Linked DNA regions of Homo sapiens: region 2 is linked to region 1. The links are chromatin loops, found by intact Hi-C in ENCODE. Cell type or tissue: B cell. All regions are shown on one strand.

What was found. A loop is a pair of places that touch in the nucleus more often than their neighbours do. Peaks named below come from ENCODE experiments on the same cell type or tissue, not always from the same donor. Only the 100,000 strongest peaks of a DNase experiment are listed, where the experiment ranks them.
Region 2: it touches region 1 in a loop (16-fold over the local background); 25 of 110 quality-filtered maps call a loop at or near these places.

Annotation. Positions count from the first base shown.
Region 1 is chr5:112,170,667-112,178,666 of GRCh38, reverse strand. It overlaps EPB41L4A (erythrocyte membrane protein band 4.1 like 4A), which reads left to right. Exons shown (of 23, transcript NM_022140.5): 19 at 7,675-7,722. Among named protein-coding and RNA genes, the nearest start is that of SNORA13, 13 kb to the right of the region's middle. In B cell, CTCF peaks have their summits at 3,250 and 3,451 (motif pointing left); a DNase peak (open chromatin) is centred at 3,516.
Region 2 is chr5:112,525,761-112,533,760 of GRCh38, reverse strand. LOC124901043 (a long non-coding RNA gene) reads right to left here. Exons shown (of 2, transcript XR_007058901.1): 2 at 3,349-6,395. Among named protein-coding and RNA genes, the nearest start is that of LINC02200, 99 kb to the left of the region's middle. In B cell, CTCF peaks have their summits at 3,818 and 4,022; DNase peaks (open chromatin) are centred at 1,110, 1,220 and 4,060; H3K4me3 peaks cover 2,039 bases; H3K27ac peaks cover 6,884 bases.

The sequences.
Region 1 (8,000 bases):
TTGTGTGTTTAATTTCCAAATATTTCAGGATTTTCTACAAATATTATTATTATTCTAATTTAATTCCATTGTGGTTAAAAAAAAAAGTCTGAACAGTTTTAATCCCTTGAAATTTATTGAGACTTGTTTTAAGGCCTAGCATATGGTTTTTAATGATGAATAATCTGTAGACTCAAGAAGAATGAGGAGTCTCAGTTACTGGTTGTCGAATAGATGCAGTTAGCTGATAGTGTTCAGATTGTGTCTTTTTTTTTATTTCTTCATCTACTTTTCAAGTAGTCATTGAGAGAGGGATGTTAAAATCTACAACAGTGATTGTCAATTTGTCTGTTTTTTCCTTTAATTCTGTCAGTTTTTACTTCAAGTTATTTTGAAGCTCTGGTGTTAGGTGTATGCATATGTATGGTTTTTTCCTTCCTGATGAACTGATGACCCTTTATTCTGGCAATACTTTCTCTGTGTCCACTACACATGCACACGCATAAATTCTACCATACCTTCTTCATGTTTACTGTTTGCATGGTATATCCTTTTAATCTGTTACTTTAAGCCTAGTTATGTCTTTATATTTAAAGTCCACCTCTTGTAAACAGTGTACAGTTGGTCTTTTTGTTTTTTTTTTTTAATTCTAGCCTGACAATCCCTGTCTTTTAAGTTCAGTGTTTAGCCTGCTAGCAGTTAACATAATTATTTGTATTTTGCGATATAAATCTACCATCTTGTTCTTTTTTCTGGTTTATTACGCCTGTTTTTTGTTGGTTTGTTGCTCCCTTCCTACTTTATTTTGTGTGAACTGAATATTTTTTGATACTCCATTTTATTTTCTCTACTGATATCTTACCTATACTTTTATTATTTTTTTATTTATTGCTTTCTCTCTGTAAGTATGATTCTTATCAGTATGGTTCCTTATCACACCCTAAGATGAATATTGTAACATTTAAAATTTAGAAACATTGGAAAAATATAGCTCCACTTGTGCTTTGTGCTATTGTCATATATTTTATTTTTGCCTGTTAGAAGCCTCGTATTAAAATGTTAATGTATCTTTGCTTAAACAGTGAGTTTTTATATAAAGAAATTAAGAGGAGGAAAAACCTTAGTTACTGTGGTGGGAAGAATAATGACCCCTGATATATGTCCATGGCTTAATCTCCATAATGTGTGAATATATGACCCTAGATGGCAGAGAGGAGTTAAGATTGCAGGTGGAATTAAGGCTGTTGTTAATCAGTTGACCCTCACCCAGAGATATTATCCTGGATTATCCAAGTAGGCCCAAAGTAATCATAAGTTTCTTAAAAGTGGAAGAGGTGACAGAAGAGGAAGAGTGTTTCAGTTTGAAACGGACTCAACCTGCTGTTGCTGGCTTTGAAAATAGAGGAAAAGGCCTTGAACGAATAAATGTGGGCAGCTCCAGAAGATGGAAAACACAAGAAAATGAATTTTCCCTTGAGTCTGCAGAAAGGAATGCAGCCATGCCAACACCTTGATTTTAGTCCAGTAGGACCTGTGTCAGATTTCTCAGCTGATACGGCCAAAGTGCAGTTAAAGTAGAAAAAAAAATTATATATATATATTTGTGTGGATAGTAGTTCATTTAGAAGTTGCTGGCCGGGGACGGTGGCTCATGCCTGTAATCCCAGCACTTTGGGAGGCCAAGGCAGGCCGATCACCTGAGTTCAGGAGTTCAAGACAAGCCTGGCCAACGTGGTGAAACCTCGTCTCTACTAAAAATACAAAAATTAGCTGGGTGTGGTGGTGGGTGCCTGTAATCCCAGCTACTTGGGAGGCTGGGTCAGGAGAATTGCTTGAAGCTGGGAGGCGGAGGTTGCAGTAAGCCGAGATGGCGCCATTGCACTTCAGCCTGGGCAACAGGAGTGAAACTCCATCTCAAAAAAAAAAAAAAAAAAAAAAAAAAAAGTTGCTCTGGTGGGTAAAAAGCAGATTGAGAAAGAGGAAGAAAGGAAGCAGGAAAGCAATTAGAAAACTTTGCAGTGGTCCACGTGAGACGCTTTTAGCTCAGAAAAGATGGTGGTGGTGAAATGAAGAGAGTAGATGAATATACATTTTGGAAGTACAGCTGACAGATTTGTAGTGTGAGCGGTATTATGGATGACATTGAGTTTCTGAGCAGATGCACTGAGTGGGTAGCATCGTGTTTTACTGAGATGGGAAGGGATGGGCCAGGAATGTTTTGGGGGGGAGAGAATCAAGATTTCTCTTTGTTAGGTTTGAGATGCCAAGTAGGCAGTTAATGGAAATGTCAGGTGGACAACTGAATACAAATGTTGTAACTCTTAAGGATGATGGATTACTTCATATAGCACAAACTGAGCTCTGTCCTTTATTTGAGTTATGACTGTTAAAAGCCTGAGATTGATTGACAATTAATAAAATACCTGCTGGGTGCTGTTGTTTGCATTCTGGATCTTCAGCTTATTACCTGATCCCCATGAGCTTCCATCTCTACAACACTGATGGTACCACGCTCTTAGGATTTTGCTGAGCATTAAGTGAGGTTGTGCCTGTGTCACAGCCTTTATTAGTAAGTTCCCCCAGGTCTTAGTTATTCTCTAGAAACACTGCAAGGTATTTGTGTTTTTCCTTGAGATGAGGAGGTGGTGAGAAATGAAGAGAGTAGATAAGGCAACTCACAAAAAGTCCTTAGAGACTTGAATTTGGTTGTGTGAGGATTTAGGAACCACTACAGCTTTCTTTAAAAGTGGAAATATAAGCTGGGTATGGTGGCTTGTATGTGTAGTCCCAGCTACTTGGGAGGCTGAGGAGGGATGATTGCTTGAGGCCAGGAGTTCAAGACCAGCCTGGGCAACATAGTGAGACCGCATCCCTTAGAAAAAGTGGAAACATGGCTAGGGCAGTATTCAAGGAAAGCAATCAAAATTATCCTTCATATATATATACATATACACACACACACACATATCTTCAGATATAATATATACATAATATAGAAAATATTTTAAAATATATGTACTATATAAAAATATTTATGTATATTTGGCATTTCAGATGTACAGTAAACCACTGATCTCTCCATTACTCCCATATTCTTAAATTCCTACTGCAGTATATGTAAATTAGGTATCCATTAAGGGTCAGAAGGTTATGATACACCATTATTCATTTTTGTATTTTATCCGCAACAAATAGCTAGAAAATCAATTCATTATTAAATACCAGAGACATAAGAGTAGAGTAGTATAAAATACAAAACTGTTTTCTACTAAAAAGCGTTAAGCTGAAATATGATTAGATCTCTGTTAAAACATTGGGAAGTACAGTTCTATTTAGTACATTTTTCAGCTACAGTTGATGTTTATCACTAGGAAAAAAGCTTTGTTGAACCTGCTTTTCTACATGGGTGAACCTTTACTCAGTGGGATATTTGGAAGAGGTATTAAAGCGTAAACAATGGTTTTGGTAGGGTCAAACCTGGGTGCAAGAGAAGGTTCGGGCTCCCTCTGGTGGTGATAATATCTTACTATTTTTATTGAAAAGTACTGATACTGTGGAAGATGAGGCCGTCAGGGCGATGTTCTCAGTTACACACAAAACATATAAGTCTGGTGTGTTAGGTGAAGATATAACATGAACCCCCACCCCCAACCCGGAAGTGCCTCCTGAGCGATCTTCAGCAGCTAGGTTGTTCATCTCAGTGGCTTCCTAAGGCTTCTTTGATTTGGAGGGGGAGGGAGAAGAGTAAGACATCTCCTAATTAGATTTATTTTGACCCGTCAGGAATGTGACAAAGAATGACTGGGATATTTGTTAGGTGCTTTGAATTCCTTAAATAAAGATGTTTTATAAATGTACATATTTTCCACTCTAAATTTCCTTTCAGAGGAGTGATCAGTATAAAGATGGACAAAAAAAGAGTAAAATACTGCCATATTTTTTAGTATAATATACAAAATATAGTAAATATATTACTGGATAATGTATTGCCCATATTATGTTTTTAGATAATATAGTTGAATAGTTTGGGGGATATTTAAAATGATTATATGCAGTGATGGAGTTTAAATCCTTTGTAGATTTATGATATGTTTGTTTCAGGGTTTTGGAATAAGGGAAAGTGATTTGTGAATGATGTGTCATCAAACTAATTTCTCTGATTAATTTAAAGTGGAATATTTGTATGTGGAGGAGGGATGCTTTTGAAAAATACTGGACTAATACTGGGCTGCATGTTTATTTTCTATATATGTCGTACCTATGGACAACTCAGGGTTCTATTTCCTTTCCTTAGGAATTTATTTGGAGAGTTTAAGTAAAACATCTGCATAATTAAGTGCCTCAAATTAAGAAAAATGACTGCTGGAATTCCACAGCTTTCTAAATCCACAAGATAACACTGAGCTGCAGATCATGAATTCATCCTAAATTATTGATTAAATGTGTGTGCAGATGTAAGCATAAAAATAATACATTCCTCATTAACATGCAGCTTGTGTTGACATTTGTGAAATCACAGGTGGTCTAGCAATCAGAGGAAATTAGCATTTTTTAAGCTTTGGAACTTTTCCTCGCCTTAAAACTGTTTGAAACTATTGGCCACGTCAGAACTTAGTTTAGTTAAAAATAGGACTTTTATGGTGCTATAGAATGTAAAAATAAAGACTAAACTCTTCAATCTTTTAGGACCAATGTTAATGGCTAGAAGGTCTGATGATCTCGTTCAGATTAAGATAACATTTCTCAGGCTAGGCACAGTGGCTCACGCCTGCAATCCCAGCATTTTGGGAGGCTGAGGTGGGCAGATTATGAGGTCAAGAGATGGAGACCATCCTGGCCAACATGGTGAAACCCCGTCTCTACTAAAAATACAAAAATTAGCTGGGCAGGGTGGCACATGCCTGCAATCCCAGCTACTCGGGAGGCTGAGGCAGGAGAATCGCTTGAATCCAGGAGGCGGAGCTTGCAGTGAGCCGAGATGGGGCCACTGCACTCCAGCCTGGGTGACAGAGCGAGACTCTCTCTCAAAAAAAAAAAAAAACAAAGATAACATTTCTCTAATTCTTCTGAGATGGGAATGAAAAGCATTTCCTTTGGAATTACAATAATAGTATATTTAAAAAAAAAAACATGAAAACACTCTTATTTTTTTTCCTGATAACTAAGGTAAGAAATTCTCCTGGCTTAAAAAGATCAGAAAATATAGAAAAGCATAAACAAGAAAATAAAATTACCTGCAATACCAGCACTCAGACATATCCACTGTTATCATGTTATCATTTTTTTAATGTATTGTTCATAGTCACTATCTCTCACCACTAGGCCTGATATCATGGGGTGTATGTCCTCCTGGCCACTCATAACTTTCCTCATTCTCCCCGTGTCCACCCTGAAAGCATTCAGCTTTGAATTGCATGCCCTCACATGATACCACTCACCACTTCCGGTAGTTGTCATCAACTGCACCCTCGGTCATTTTCCCATTCTTTTAAGATTTAGGTTCTGCTGTACTGTCACTCTCTCCAGCACTATTCTAGTACTCACATAATGGATCTTTACAAAAACTTGGCTTCCACCACCCAACCATAGCCACTTAATTCCTAGGTCATACCCTTAATCAGTGGTTTTCCAACTGGGGGCAGTTTTGCTTCCAAGGGGACATTGTCTACAGACATTTTTGGCTGTCACACTGGGGAGGTGCTACTGGCGTCTAGTTGGGTAGAGGCCACAGGTGCTACTGATCATGCTACAATGCACAGGACAGCCTCCTGCAGCACAGAATTAGTATAGAAAATGTCAGTAGGGCCAAGGGTGGGAAACCCTGCTGTAACTAGAAGAAGCTGATATGCCCACTATCATACCTTCCTGAAATAAGAATAATGATCAGTAGAATAGCTTCCTAACCTGGATATTATGTAATACTTCAGACTCTTGGTTGACTGTAAGAAATAGATCCTGGGGTATAGTCACAGCTGAACCATCATTCTGTCAGAATGGAATAACACCTTAGTGCTTTTTAATATTAGCACTTTCTCTGACAGTATCATTTAATGGGGTTAACATATTATCTAGCAAATCAGACCAACCAAATGTAGGAAAGGCAGAATACATACAGGACACCAAGGAAGCAGTTTCTATGATTTGTAAGAAACATACAATTTTTTTTTTTTTTTTTTGGCACAGGGTCTCATTCTGTTGCCCAGACTGGAGTGCAGTGGTGTGATCTCGGCTTACTGCAACCTCCACCTCCCAGGTTCAAGTGATTCTCATGCCTCAACCTCCTAAGCAGTTGGAATTACAGGCACATGCCACCATGCCCAGCTAATTTTTTGTATTTTTAGTAGAGATGGGGTTTTGCCATGTTGGCCAGGCTGGTTTTGAACTCCTGACCTCAAGTGATCCACCCACCTTGGCCTCCCAAAGTGCTGGGATTACAGGCTTGAGCCACTATGCCCAGCCTAATCTTATTCTTAAAACAAAGAACATCTACATTTAACAGTACCATATTTGGTCTGAGACCAAGATTTCATCCCTTTTTCCTTTTCATGTTTTGTCTCATCCTGAGTTGATTAAAAGGTCTTTATAGACAGATCACTTTTTTCCCCCTGCACAAAGGAAAAACCATTTGGTCAACTCAGTGGCTGGAAAGTAGCTTAGTGTATTCTGTAGGTTCAGGAAGCCCTACCAGAATACCGTAGTGGTGCCCTTATGAATCGAGAAGAATGAAAGCATTAATGATATCATACACTAAAAGCATTATTGAGCCCCCCAAATGCTAATACAGATTAATCACATACAATTCCATAGGATCAGTGGCTTTTAATTATTTGTTCTTTCTTTTGGCCTATTACTAGATCTCTGTTCTCTTAAAGGGACTGATGAAAGCTTATTTTCTCACTATGAAGAAAAATCATTCTGTGTCAACAATTGCAGTGATAATAGATTTCACTGCATTCATTGCTACAATGGGAGAAATAGTTGATACTACAGAGAGTACAAACACTTGAATGCTGACTGAATTTTTCATTCTAGGAAGTTAAAGATAGTGGTATAATATCTGCTCACATACTTCTTGGAGAAAAGATTTGCAGAGTCAATAGTTAGGAATGGAGAAGGGCGTAAAGAGGGTGGCAGCATGAGCCAAGGCCACTGATAGTCCTAGCATTTGCTGGCCCAAGTTTTGTTGCAGAAATGCAACACCAGATGTAACATGAAAGATGGGTCATTGGTACAGTCTGCCATCAGGGCCATCCCACCAGTTGCTTTTTCCTTTTGGTGGTTGCTTCTCCTAGGTAATCACAGATCATGTTGGAACTTTTTAGAATCAGGATGAGTTCTTCTTTTACCATTACTTACAAATATCTGGAAAGATCAGAAACAGACGCCCTGAATCATTCTTCGTTGTACAGTTACCACTGGATGGGGAGGCATATGACCCTGCAGTTCTGAGGTCTTTCATTAAATGAAGCTCTGGTTATGACTGGGTTTTATGATTTTCCTTCAGCGGCAGTAGCAGCAATTTAGCTGCTGGTGTCTTTATACTAACCATCACAATGGCTCTCCCTGTCCAGTCTTTCCTTGTCTGTTCTCAGCTGGCAAATAAGAACTTCACAGTCTGAAAACTATTAAAGTTAGTTATTAGGTTGTGAGATGAAGCATGTTTGCAGAGATGAATGTTGTTTTCTCTATTTATAGGAGAAGCCCCGATATCCAAGCAAAAGAAGAGTTATGGAAGCACATTCAGTGAGTAATAGTTTTCTTTCTTATTGTTTTAAAACCCATGTAGTTTTAATGCAATTGCAAGGAAGACTCCTGATACTGAGAGGCAACTTCAGCGTGATGCCTGCCAAAGCCATTGCCACTGTGTGTGGCAGGCACATGGAGCACATGGTGGTGGTGCCTTAACCATATCAACACCTATCTACAGGCAACCCTGACACCTCCTCACCTTGGGTCATTTAGTCTCGCCTCTAAATGGACCTCAGACAGGCCAATAGTTTACAAATAAATACCAAGGAAAA
Region 2 (8,000 bases), 360 kb before region 1:
TGCCCTCTCATTCGGTGTGTTGCTTATTCCCTCTCCAATCCCTATGAGTCAGACTATGCCATCAGCTTCTCTCTACTGAGGACTTTGCCCTCCTAGGTAGCCCTATTGGACAGGATATAAGATGACCTCATGCCAGCTTTCTTGTGTGTGGTTCACATTTCTGTTATGTAAAATCCATGCATCTCTTGCTCTGACAAATTCTGTGTATGCAGGCCTATGTCAACCCAGCCATCTTTCCCTTGGCTTACCAGTCAGCTGCTGTCCAGCCTGTCTCTCACCCTTGAGTGCTCAGAGGGGAGTCACACTCAAGTGCAGTGTGTCCCCACCCCCAGACTTCAGGAAATACACATTAAGCTCTCTGAGAATTCCCTTTGATGCTTCTTCTTCTAAGTTGAGATGAAAAAACAAGCAATTCACATCCTATTCTTTTGCGAATGAGGTGGTAGAGGAACCCACAGCACATGCAGAGCTTTCAGAAGACATATCACTCTTCAAAAATCCCTTATTTTCATTTCCAGTAGCCAGATGCTTTTATATGCTCAACGTGGATGACGGATTTAAGAGCTGTGCAACTCTGGTTTTGACATGCATCATGGTTATGCAAGATATTAATGTTGGGTGAATGTGGGTGAAGGGTGTGTGAAAACCTCTGTACTATTTTTGTCACTTCTTCTGAATCTTAAGCTATTTCAATATGTAAAGTTATTTTAAAAATGGTCATGCAACTAATTTTCATTTTTGGATAACATCTTGTTTTAGAATGTTGGATTTGGATTTAGAATTAAACTTACCCTGTTTTCAGTGGATCAAGTTTGAAATGTTGTCTCTTTTGTGTTTTGATGTCAGAAGTTCTAATTTAAAATCTTAAGTAGTGTGAGATCATGGCCGACAGGATGGGGGCAGGACTAGATTGCAGCTCTGGACAAAGCAGTGGAGGGCAGCTCACATTGTGAATTTTAGCTCCAGATAGACTGCAAGAACAAACCAGCAATCCCAAGAAGACCCACAGACCCTCCGAAGGAAGTGGACTGCTCCTAGAGGATCCAGGAGACCCTCCCAAAACTGTGAGTGCCCCAACTGTGGAAGTGAGAAAGGGAGACCTTCCTCTCCCAAACACACACCCACACTGTAGCAGGACAAGCTGCAGTCAAAACCCCTCAGACACTGAGTTAAAGAAGGAAGGGCTTTATTTAGGCAAGAGCTTTAGCAAGACTCACGTCTCCAACAACCGAGCTCCCCAAGTGAGCAATTCCTGTCCCTTTTAAGGGCTCACAACTCTAAGGGTGTCCGCTTGAGAGGGTCGTGATCAATTGAGCAAGCAGGGGTACATGACTGGGGGCTGCATACATCGGTAATTAGAAAGAAACTGAACAGGACACGGATCTTCACAGTGCCTTTTTTATGCAAATAACTGATTAGGTCAGGGGTCGATCTTTAACTACCAGGCCCAGGGTGTGGCACCGGGTTGTCTGTTTGTAGATTTCATTTCTGCCTTTTAGTTTTTACTTCTTCTTTCTTTGGAGGCAGAAATTGGGCATAAGACAATATAAGGGGTGGTCTCCTCCCTTATTCCCCCCATTTGAGAATCTCACTCAATAGTGGGAGTTCTCACTTTCATCCTCACTACCCATGTCTTCTTGCAAGACAGATCGATGGTGATTCATATAGTACACTTGTGCTGGAGTATTTTGGAGAGCTAAGGTAGCGATGAAGCTTTTTTATCATTTGAAGAAGTACAGGTAGCAAACAAGGGAGCAGTAAGCAGGTTTTTATTACTATTATAACTCCTATTATAAGAGTTTTAAATCCTCCTAGCACTGGGAGCCATTTTCCAAACATGGCTTCAGGATCAAATCCATGCCACACTTGCATGGACACGTGTGCCAGTTTTGTCATATCTCTAACTATGTCTTCAACCACTCGCCCTTGATCATCTATGTGTAGACAGCAATTAGTAAGGTTAAATTTCCCACAGACCCCTCCTTCAACTGCTAGCAAGTAGTCGAGAGCCAATCTACTTTGATAGATAGCATTTCTCATCTGAGTTTCTTGCCAGGCCAGAATAGTCAAGGCTCTGCTGGTTGTATCAGTGGTTATTTCTAAGACAGCTTGTAACCGTATGATTTGGTTCATCATGTAAATGGGGGTCCGGCGTCCCCATGAGCTGTCTTGTGCCCAAGTAGCAGGCCCATAATATTGTATGATTCCCTCAGGGGACCATTCATCATCTTTCCAATTTCCTATAGCTTTGCTTCTCTTTTCACTGGAAGCATAGACAGGGAAGCCCAGGAGTTCACCTGTCTTTATGGGCAGTAGAAAGAAAGATGGTTTAATAGTGACAATAACACAACTACCCGCCCACTGTTCGGATAATTTGGCATAAGCTCTATGCCCACATATCCAGTATAATCCAGTGGGGGCTGTCCAGTCCCGGTGGGACTCCGGGTGGGTCCACACGGTTTGCAACTTTGGGAATTTACTAAGTGGATTCCTCTCTGTGTGATTTGAACTCCACCAAGTGACTGTCTTTGTGGTGCCATTATACAGTTTCTGTTCCAGACAACTAAGTCATTCTACGGGGTAAGTGAATTCTTTTCCTTCTCTAGCTATGCAATATTGTCCAATAATTGAGGCTTTTAGGACTCAGAAATTATTAGAGTGATTCTTTTGAGCCAGGAATTCATCAGGAGCTGGGTCTGTATGTACTAATTTTCAGGCTTCCCATGGCCATTGATCTCCCACTGCAGTTCCTCCACAGACATAACATGAAGTGACATTGAGAGACTGGGCTACATGCTTGGCTAATTGCAAAAACAAATTTCTTGTTTTTCCTGGAATTTCTGGTACTGGCACATTTAGTTCATCATAGAAAGTTTGAAACACTGGCTCAGGAGAGTGTTTGTAAACTTCTCCTCAAACTAAGAAATTTACTCGAGGATCCAGTCTGGCCCCATTGATTCCTAAGGTCACATGCTCCCCTTTTCTCCAGCGTGGATCAAGGGGATTGGTTATTACTAGCTCTAAGGTGTTACCTTGTCCCTTAGTACAGGAAGGGCCATTTTTTCCTTTCTGAAGGTGGACTGGATCCTTTTCATTTTTTATCCAAGTGGCCCAAATGACACAAGACCAGTATCCACATTCATTTCCACACAGTCCTAATTCATGACAAATGTACTTATTTTTGGTCACATAGCCTTTTTCCCAACTAAAAGAGCTATATCCCCTTCCTAACTTATTGCTATTAATGACACCACAGGTATCAAATTTCAAGATTGTGCATCTGGGCACCCCTTTTTCTTCTGTTCTGGCTAATACTTTACTTGTATCATTTATGAGTCCCCACCAGTCTTCAGTCCTTAATTTTATTTCAAAAACTGTGGACATGGGAGGCTCAAAGGGGTCATAACACACATCTGGCCAGTCATTTCCTGGGCTACATACCTTATACTGAGTGTCGTTATATAAACATATTCCTTTTAAATTTCCTGGGCATTCATAGTAACTATAGAACAGAAAGATTGTTGTAACTTGTTGTGCTACCTCGGTAACCTGATGTATACACTGAGAGCAGTCCTACATGTGAGGAAAATCAGTGGAAGTTTTTACTATACAAGTCCAAATTATAAGGAAAGTGAGTCCCACAATGATCCTCCTCATGTTTTGGCTGTGCGTAGACCAGTCAGCTTCCAGGTGTGACTGGAGCAGGGCTTGTCATCCTCCTCAGAGTCACTTTGCAGGGGTTGTCCAGGCTCTGTTTTGCCTCCCAGGTTTCAGCGGCTGCAGGATTCACATGGCTGTGGTGGACCCAGGATGGGATTCCTTCTACCTTTACAGCCTTGGGGGTGGTCAGGATGATGGTCTGAGGTCCTTTCCACCATGGCCACAAAGGGGCTATGTTCCAGTCCTTGATCCACATGCGATCACCTGGAGAGAACGGGTGAACTGGGGAGAGTAAGCTGATGGGATACCTCTCATTTACCCAAGTTGAGATTGTTTGTGTAATTTTTCCTAAAGCCTGTAGCTGTCGCTGTAATTCAATTTCACCTGACACTTGGGGAGTGCCTGAAAGCCCCAGTAGTATGGGAGGAGGCCTATGATACGGTATTTCCTAAGGGGAGTGTCCTGTTTTCTTAGAAGGAGTGCATCTAATTTTAAACAATATCATAGGAAGAGACTGTATCTGCTTTAATCCTATTTCCTGACATACTTTCCCTAAACTATTTTTGATAGTCCGATTCATTCACTCCATCTTTTCCAGAACTCTGAGGTCAGTAGGTGGCACATAGCTTCCAAGTGATTCCTAATGCCTTTGCTGTCTTCTGTACCAAGTCAGCCACAAATGCCCGCCCATTATCTGAGCCAATTCATAAAGGCAGTCCAAACCTAGGAATAAAATCTCAGAGAAACACATGGGTTACCTCATAGGCCTTTTCAGTTTGTGTTGGATACGCCTCCACCCACTCAGAGTAAGTACACACAAGAACCAGCAAATACTTGTTACCTCCACATTTCGGCATTTCTGTGAAATCCACCTCAAAATCCTCAAAAGGAGCCGCTCCATAAGCTTGTATGCCGGGTGGAACAGTGGGGCCTTACCTCGCATTGTGCTGTTGGCAAATAATGCACTGCTGTGCTACAGCTTTGGCAAGGGCTGGCAAGTATGAGATGTAGAAGTAGCAGCTTAACAATTTTTCATGTGACTCTTGACCTAGATGAGTGGTTTCATGCATGGCCAATATGATTGTGGCTCCCAGCAATTGTGCCATAGCTACTCTCCCATCTGGCAGTCTGATCCATCCTCCTTTTATTACTTGCCCCCCTTCTGCATGGAAGAAGTCTTTTTCTTCCTTAGAATAGGTAGGTACCAGGTCAGGTGTTTGAGGGAGTAAGGGGGCTGCTACTGATGCCCAGTAAGGGGTAGATGCTGCATTTTGAGCTTCTGAATCAGCTCAAGAGTTTCCTAAGGCCACTGAGGTGGAGGCTTGCTGGTGTCCCCTGCAGTGCATGACTGCTGCCTTCTGAGGTTTCCACACTGCCTCTAGTAATTGTAGAATTACTTGTTGATATTTTATGTCCTTTCCCCCAGAGTTTAACAGGACCTTTTCCTTATATAATGCTCCATGCACTTGGAGGGTTAGAAAAGCATATCGAGAGTCAGTGTAGATGTTTAGTCTTACCTTCACTGAGTTCTAGAGCCCGAGTTAAAGCAATGAGCTCAGGCTTCTGGGCTGAAGTGCCCTGTGGCAACAGTTTGGCTTCAATGGCAGCATCCAAAGTTACCACTGCATATCCTGCACATCTTTCTCCTTATGGGTTGATGAAGCTACTCCCATCCACGTATAACTCCCAGTCTACTGATGCCCATGGCTGGTCCCAAAAGTCAGGTCTGCTAGAATAAACTGAGTCCAACACCTCTACACAGTTACGCTTGACCAGGCTCTCTGATACTGGGAGCAGGTGGCGGGATTTAGGGTGTTACAGACTTCAGTGGTTATGCGGGGATTTTCACATAGCAAGCTTTGGTACTTGATTAAACTAGCATTTGGTAGCCAATGATGTCCTTTGGTATTCATCAAAGTTACCACAGCATGGGGGGCCTTTATATTCAGGTTTTGCACAAGGGTTAGTTTATCTGCTTCTTGTGCTAACAGGGCTGTTGCTGCCAGGGCCCTTAGACATGGTGGCCAGCCTTTGGAAACCCCATCTAGTTGTTTTGAGAGATAGGCCACTGGTGTAGGCCAGGGCCCCACAGTCTGGATTAAAACTCCAACTGCCGTTTTTTCTCTTTCTGACACATAGAGTGTAAAGGGCTTTGTCAAATCTGGTAGTCCTAGGGCTGGGGCCGACATAAATTTTTCCTTTAACTTACAAAAGGCTTGCTGTTGTAGAGGTTCCCATTCAAAGCGCTCCCAATCGCCCCACTTTGTAACCCTGTACAAAGGTTTTGCTAGCATTGCAAAGTTTGAAATCCCTAATCTGCAAAACCCTACAGCTCCTAGGAATTCCCTTACTTGCCTCCTGGTTTTAGGTTCTGGTAGGCTGCAGGTGACCTGCTTTCTTTATGACCCCAGGCTGCACTCCCCTTTCTGAATAGTGAATCCCAGGTAGCGTACCTGCTGTCTGCAGATCTGAGCTTTCTTCTTGGACACCTTATACCCACAGTCCTCCAGGTGCTGAAGCAGGGCATCCATCCCTTTTGCGCACCTGACTGCCGTGGAGTGTCCCAGCAGAAGGTCATCCATGTACAGGAGCAAGATGCAGCCTAGGTCTTTAGCAGGAAACTTTTGCAGGTCTCGAGCCAGGGCCTCCCCAAAGATAGTAGGGGAGTTCTCAAACCCTTGGGTAAGCTGGGTCCAAGTGTACTGAGTAGTGACACCTGACTCCGGATCTTCCCACTGAAAGGCAAACAGCTTCTGGCTCTCAGGAGATATTCTGATGCTAAAGATGGCATCTTTTAAGTCTAGACAGGTAAAGCAGCTATCCTCAGCCAGCAGCAGCCCTAACAATGTGTAAGGGTTAGGAACTGTTGGGTGCAGAGTCACTGTAGCTTGGTTGACCAAATGCAAGTCTTGTACTGGTCAGTAGTCCTTGGTCCCTGGCTTAGGGACAGGCAGGAGGGGAGTGTTCCATGGAGACTGGCAAGGAACTATAATTCCATAGGCTTTCAAGTGCCTGAGTTGAGCCTGGATTCCTTCAAGAGCTTCCCTGGGAACTGGATACTGCTTTTGTCTAATTGGTTGGGCCCCAGGCTTAACTTCTATGAGTACAGGGGCTTGGTTGACCACCAGTCCTGGAGGATTATCCTCTGCCCATATTCAAGGCCATTGCTTAGCTAGAGCTGGTTTTATCCCTTGGCCTGGCTCGGTTAAAAAAAAGTCTCCATTCTTCTTCCTGGGGGACTGTAAGGGCCATGATAACTCCTGTTCTGGGTAACTTTTGCTGTAAAGAGCTCTGTTTTGTAAAGGAGATGGTGGCTGTCAGCTTGCTAAGCAAGTCTCTTCCCAGCAAGGGCAAGGGACAGTCAGGCATGTACAAGAACTGGTGAACTATTTCTTGTCCACCCACCGAGCAGGTCCATGGTAGATAGAAAGCCTGCTTAGTGGAAACTCCTGTTGCTCTGGTTATATCAATGGTTTTCTTGGATAAGGGGGCAAATGGGGTGGTCACTACTGAATGTTCAGCACCAGTATCGACCAAAAACTTAATGTCCTTGCCCCCAATTGTAATCCTGACCATGGGATCCTCGGGGGCACTTAAGCCTGGTCCCCTTCAGTCCAATAGCCCTTCAGCCAGATTGAACAGAGTTCCCTCATCTTTATCTGAGGTCTTTTGTTCCAAATTACCTTGCTTTTCCTTCAGTTGGGTACACTTATCTTTCCAATATCCTGTTTCCTTACAATAGGTGCATTGGTTACATTGCAAGCATGGGTGATTAGACTGGATATTCTTCCCAGAACCCCCCTTTCCCACTCCTTTCGAGGGAATTCCCCTAATGGCCACAGCCAGTAAGTTGGCATTTCACCTGGCCTGGCATTCGCCTTCCTTACGGCTTTCTCTGTGGCTTATTGCATCTCTATTTACAAACACTTGATTGGCTATTTCCAGTAACTGTGAGGTATTCATACCTGCAAACCCAACCTGTTTCTGCAATTTTCTCCTGATATCTTCTGCACTTTGACTAACTAAGGCCATGTAAATCGTGCACTGATTTTCAGGGCTATCTGGATCAAAGGGAGTGTACATACGGTAAGCCTCACACAGTCTTTCATAGAATTGTGCTGGACTCTCCTCTTTTCCTTGGATGACCTTAGAAACCTTATTTACATTTGTAGCCTTTTGAGCCCCTTTCTTTAGACCTTCTATTAATCCCTCACAGTACCGTCTTAGCCTCTCCATGTCTGGTCCCTCGTTCGGGTCCCAGTGGGGGTCTGCTCCTGGCAGCTGAATTCTTATATATTCTTGGAGGTTTTGGTAATCAGCTGGGACGCGCCTCTCTAGCC